Regions from separate parts of the Homo sapiens genome. Here region 1 is linked to region 2. Evidence: chromatin loops called from intact Hi-C (ENCODE). Cell type or tissue: dorsolateral prefrontal cortex. All regions are shown on one strand. Each heading gives the region's core, and the rest is flanking DNA. Links, peaks and the distances in the headings are about the cores only.

Region 1 (2,919 bases), core at 199-2,698, 84 kb before region 2:
TGTTTCACAGGCTGAGGAGTCTGGACCATCATCTAGATGCAGAGCCTAGTAGAAAAGCCTGAAGCAGAAGAGTGGCAAGGTTAGTTGTATTGCAACAAACATGAGCTAGCAGAAGCATGGAGGACAGATAGGTGGAGGAGCGACAGTTGGGATGTGAAGGCGGTGCTCGTGAAGCCTACTGAGAACTTGGATAAAATAACAGCACAGAACTGGTGACTGGGGATGAAGGGAGTGAGTAAGAGGAGGAATCTGATGCTTTGAGTTGGAGAATAGTTACTAATGGTAACAGAGGATACAGGAGGAATTAAGAAATGGAGCTAATGGGTTCAGCTTTGATCATGGTAGACTTGAGATTCTGTAAGACCCCGCTGGAGAGGCATACAGCAGACAGCTGAAAACAAAGAACAAAAAAATCTGAGCCACTAATACACAGGCACTGCTTTTCTATTTCCATTAAATAAACAGTGCTGCACTTTGTTGTTTTTTAAACTAAAGAGCTGCCATTCCTGAAAGACCACAGATAATAGACCAGATGCCCACTCACTTTCTGCATGGATAATATGTCCCACTGTGATACCATTATTTAAGTAGAAACAAAATCTAGCCTTATGAAGTCTAATTATACCATTCCTCCTCCTTCCTTCCCCTCTCTCTCCCTGCAAGCATAATTCAAGACTGCTTTCCCATTCAGAGATCTATGTGAGAATTTTAAAACATTGTTGCTGATTAGTCTCTCTAATCAATAAAAGAAATCTACTATCGGCCAGGCACGGTGGCTCAGGCCTGTAATCCCAGCACTCTGGGAGGCTGAGGCGGGCGGATCTTGAGGACAGGAGATCGAGACCATCCTGGCTAACACAGTGAAACCCCATCTCTACTAAAACACAAAAAATAGCTGGGCATGGTGGCGGGCGCCTATAGTCCCAGTTACTTGGGAGGCTGAGGCAGGAGAATGGCGTGAACCTGGGAGGCAGAGCCTGCAGTGAGCCAAGATCATGCCACTGCACTCCAGCCTGGGCGACAGAGCAAGACTTCTCAAAAAAAAAAAGAAAAAGAAAAAGAAAAAAAGAAAAGAAAAAGAAATCTATTATCGATTAGATTTGATAAATCTATTATTGACTAGAGAGACCAATCAGGAACAATGTCTAAAATTGTGTATGAAAAGCCATTCACTCATCAAATGCTAGTGGCTGCTAAGTGTCTGGCATTCTGCTGGATCCGAGGCTCCAAAAGGGAAAAAGATAAGCTCCCTGTACTCAGAGAGATTACATTCTATGGGGGGAGAGAACGACAACGAACCAATAAAATACTAAAATGTGATTCATTTCAGAATGGAAGTAAATAGGCTGCTAGGATTGAGAATAATGAAGAAGGGGTGTTTTCTTCAGAAAAGAATGATCAGGGCCAGGCATGGTGGCTCATGCCTGTAATTCTAGCACTCTGGGAGACGGAGGTGGGAGGACTGCTTGAGTTCAGGAGTTTGAGACAAGCCTGGGCAACAAAGTGAGATCTTGTCTCCACTAAAAATTAAAAAAAAATTAGCCAGGTGCAGCCTGTAGTCCCAGCTACTCAGGAGGATCTCCAGAGCCAGGGAGGTCAAGGCTACAGTGAGCCATGATCATGCCACTGCACTCCAGCCTAGGTGACAGAGCAGGACCTTGTCTCCAAAAAACAGAATGATCAAGGGAATTCATTCTGGAAAGATGGCAACAAAACTGAGGCTGAAGGTGGGACCTTGGAACATCCATTATAGACAATGAGATCTGTCAGCCCGGGGGTTAGCAAGCTGGGGATATTGACTTGTGTGACACTGAGCAGGGGAGAGTCGGGGGAAAGAGAGGCATGGGGTGATACTGCGGAGGTAGGGAGGAGCTGGGTCAAATACACTAATACCTGTAAGGAATGTAGGAGGTCAAACCTGACACCAACTACGTGTTTGTTAGTTGTTACCCGTTATCAATTATCCTCAGCATATCCAAATAAGGCTTCATTGTTTTCTCTCTGTGCACTTGGTTTTTAAGCGTATTGGTAAGCCACGAACACAACTTAAATTTGGGGGTTCCAGGATCTGCTTTATGTAAATAAACACTCTACATCCTGGCTGCTGTACAGAGAATGGCTTGGTGTGGGAGAAGAAAGCAGCGCATGTGTCAGGGAGAGAGAACGAGAGCAGAGATTAGCAGGATACGGAAATAACTCCAGCAAGAAACAATGGGAGTTTAGATTAGTGCTGGAAAAGATGGAGATAAGTGGATAAATCCAGAATTCATAGGATGTGCAGAAGAGACGATGATGAGTTCTAGGTTCTCAGCAATAATCCCTAGGAGAGGGCATAGGACCATTACTGAGATAGAATAGCTTTGAGAGAACCACATTGAGGACTGGGTAGCAGGGGAATTAAGAACTCTCATTTGGACATGTTAGGATTCATATGCCTATGAAATAACTAGGTAGAGTCTGGCCTAGAGAAATAAACCTTGGCCTAGTCTACTTACAAATGGTATTTAAAGTCAAGGGCATGGATTACAGCAATCAGGAAGAGCGAGCCAGAAAGAAAAATAGTATAATAATTGTAAAGAGATAGCCAGTGTCAGGAATTTAATGGATGAAATGTCAAAACAAAACAAAATCAGCCAAGACAGGATAATTAAAACCACAAAGGCTAGGGTGGGGGTGGGGGGTAGAACTGGGGGGTGGGCACTCCTAAAGCCTGCATAAACAATGTGTAGGAAAGACAGGCTGGAAATGACAGTGACACACAGGTTACTAGACAAAGGGCTTCTGAGAAATGGCAAAGGTAACCAATTCTAAGAACTTACTAATCTTAAGGTGATTTATAGATAAAAGTCCCATCCTATAAATGTCTGGATTCTTGAGCCCAGAGATATTCTGGGTCTGTCTGTACTGGTATTCTGCTGG
Region 2 (2,919 bases), core at 132-2,631:
CCATGGTTTCCTGACATAAATACTGGATTCCCTTAACCTGGGCATAATTCAACTATACCCCACAAGAGTGCTTTACATTTTCATATTAAAACATTTAAATTCTCCATTGTCAAATGTAAAGAACTATTTTCTAGAATCATAATCTAGAAAATCTGAGTGAACCCCTTTCAGGGGAATAATTCATCTGTAGGGTTTTCTTTTAAATGCCAAAAAAGTATTTCCAGTGTAAGCGGAACATCTGCAGTTGCTCATTTCATCACTAACAGAGAACTGAAATTAAAATCAGAATCACAAAAGTGGACCATAAGAGGGAGGAAAGGGCACCAGGTAAGGATATGTCCAAGGCCATGGGGTTATAGGGACAGAGAAGGGAATTCAACCTATTCCGTCAAGGGTTCTGTTAATGTGACCGGGCTGTCTCTCAAATTAAAATGGAAAATTGCAATTTTCCAAGGCTTTGCCCCTGTGTGTGTGTGTGCATGTATTTGTGGTGAGCAAAAATAGAGAAGCTATTAAAAAAGAAAAATAAAATGTGATGACTGAAACTGCAAGTGGTTTCTATTTACCCTTGTGGAGAGTTGCCACATCTATTCACAGCCACTATTTGCTACACAATTATTTCAGAGCTTGAGTTTCGGCTTAAAAAATGATTTGCCATGAAAGCGAATAGGAGAAAAACAATTCCTTTCAGAGGAGTAATCTACATATTTCACTCCTGGAAACCTGAAATTCTTTTTGGGTCACTGTTGATCTGGCTTCTAATTACAAGCTATCCTCCCTTGATGTTTTTCACGGCCTCTGTTGATATTAGATTGGTGCAAAAATCGCAATTACTTTTGTGCCAACCTAATACCAAGCTTTTTTACTACTCAAAGGATAGATGTTCTCAAGTTGACCCAAAACTCCTACCCACTCATAAGAAGGCCAGTAAGTCATGCTTGCTGCTGGTGCCCAGTAGGAAATCAAGAGGTCCCTCAATAGGAGTCTTTGTTATTCACTACTCGTGAAATTAATAACCAACATTTGAAGCATGCATTTAGGCAGGACCCAGTAAGAGTGGCATCTACTGCTAGGACTGATATAAATGAATATAAAAGTGGAATTACAAAAAATAGAGCCTTATGCATGGCAAACAAACTCTTAGCCTCAAAAACAGTTTACAATCTAGTCAATGTCCATTTAGTCTTAAAAGGTGAATGTTTTCTTTTAACTTCATATATATACATACACACACACTAACATATATGAAACCATACACATACTATATAGTATGTGATGAAATGAGCGAGATGTAAAAAGTTCATCTCTTTCATTCTGTCTTTACAGTTTTTCTGTGTGTCTTTTGTTTTGTTTCGTTTTCTGAGACAGAGTCTTGCTCAGTCGCCCAGGCTGGAGTGCAGCGGGGTGATCTCGGCTCACCGCAACCTCTGCCTCCTGGGTTCAAGCGATTCTTGTGCTTTAACCTCCTGAGTAGCTGGGACTACAGGCGTGCACCACTACGCCTGGCTAATTTTTGTATTTTTTAGTAGAGACGGGTTTTTGCCATGTTGCCACTCCTGACCTCAAGTGATCTGCCCGCCTCGGCCTCCCAAAGTGCTGGGATTATACGCATGAGCCACAACGCCTGGCCTGTCTTTAAAGTTTTACTGACATGTCTCATACAGTCACCAAAGGGAAAAAAAAATGAAAAAAAAATATATATATAGTATTTGAGATCTTTATCCTATTCTGACTCTCTCAATATTGCCATATCTCATCAGCCTTGACCTTGTGAACATGCAGATAGAAAAAGGGTTAGAGGCAAAAATCAAAGACCTACTAAGGCCTTTGCTCATTATCTCATTTGACTCAGAAAAACCAAGATAAGTCACTTCCACATCTATTTAGATAATCAGAAGGGCTCAAAACCCGCCTAGAGTCTACTCAAGAGTGTTATTCCAAAGCACATGCTTGCTTTTTGACAGAACAAGCCAGCTGGCATTCCTGGTACTAGATGTCAAGCTTTTTTAATTCTTCAATCTTGAATATTATTTTCAAGTAATTTTTCCCCCATGGCAGTACTATTTTGCATGTCTTTGTTACTGGCTTTTAAAAAAATTACTTTTAGAGCAAGTAAAACGGGAAGCAAACCCACAGCTTAAATGTCTAATTTGCATTTCTCAAATTTAAATCACTAGATGTTAATATCTACTAACCTCTGGTAGTTTCCTCTTTAAGAAATCTCTCCTGAAATGCAAACACAAATTTCTCCAAAGTTAGTTCTTTCCTTAAATCTAATGCAGCCAACTGAATCTGCAAAGTAGAAGTCCAAATCTCCCAATGTTCCAACTACTAATGTTTATCAACCCTTACTTTATTTAATGTGTATTTTCTAGTTTTTCAACAGTTGACATATACCTACCTATGTACATATACACATGTATATATACCTGCTATACAGCTACTTGTATGGTATGTAGTGGGAGTGCTAGAATGAACACACACACACACACACACATATACACACAGTTTAAGAGCTCAATTTGCACAAATCTCAAATGCTGGTACTTTGCTAAGATCTCATTCTAGAATTAGTGCATTTAAGTCCATGTTGCTAACAAGGTGGAGGACTTGGTAACTGGGCTCCTCAGAGAGAGTGGTTTGAATGGCATTCACTGAAATAAATTTGATAGTAACAAATAAATGATTTTCCAGTATGGCTTCTACTTGTTCTGACAGCTAGGACAGATTAGCACCCAGCACAGAATACAACAAAGAAAAATCAAAATCTATTATTCCTCTTCATTTTTGGTACAAGAGATATTCTACATATATTCAATTTCTAAATTTCTACTGTTTTATATCAAATGTAGCCAAGCTAAGCCGGGATCAGCTGACCCTTGAGCTTGTGGGCTATAATAAATGGTTATTGTTCTAAGC

The links. Hi-C counts contacts between places; a loop is a spot of excess contacts. Peaks named below come from ENCODE experiments on the same cell type or tissue, not always from the same donor. Only the 100,000 strongest peaks of a DNase experiment are listed, where the experiment ranks them.
Region 1: a loop joins it to region 2, with 1.9 times the contacts of the local background. A loop is called at or near these places in 2 of 110 quality-filtered maps.

What each region holds. Positions count from the first base shown.
Region 1 is chr21:26,033,602-26,036,520 of GRCh38, forward strand. All of the region lies in intron 5 of APP (amyloid beta precursor protein), which reads right to left. Among named protein-coding and RNA genes, the nearest start is that of APP, 140 kb to the right of the region's middle. In dorsolateral prefrontal cortex, for the core only: no CTCF peak of the experiment used is centred there; no DNase peak of the experiment used is centred there; H3K27ac peaks cover 2,408 bases.
Region 2 is chr21:26,117,210-26,120,128 of GRCh38, forward strand. All of the region lies in intron 1 of APP (amyloid beta precursor protein), which reads right to left. Among named protein-coding and RNA genes, the nearest start is that of APP, 52 kb to the right of the region's middle. In dorsolateral prefrontal cortex, for the core only: no CTCF peak of the experiment used is centred there; a DNase peak (open chromatin) is centred at 1,564; H3K4me3 peaks cover 963 bases; H3K27ac peaks cover 2,500 bases.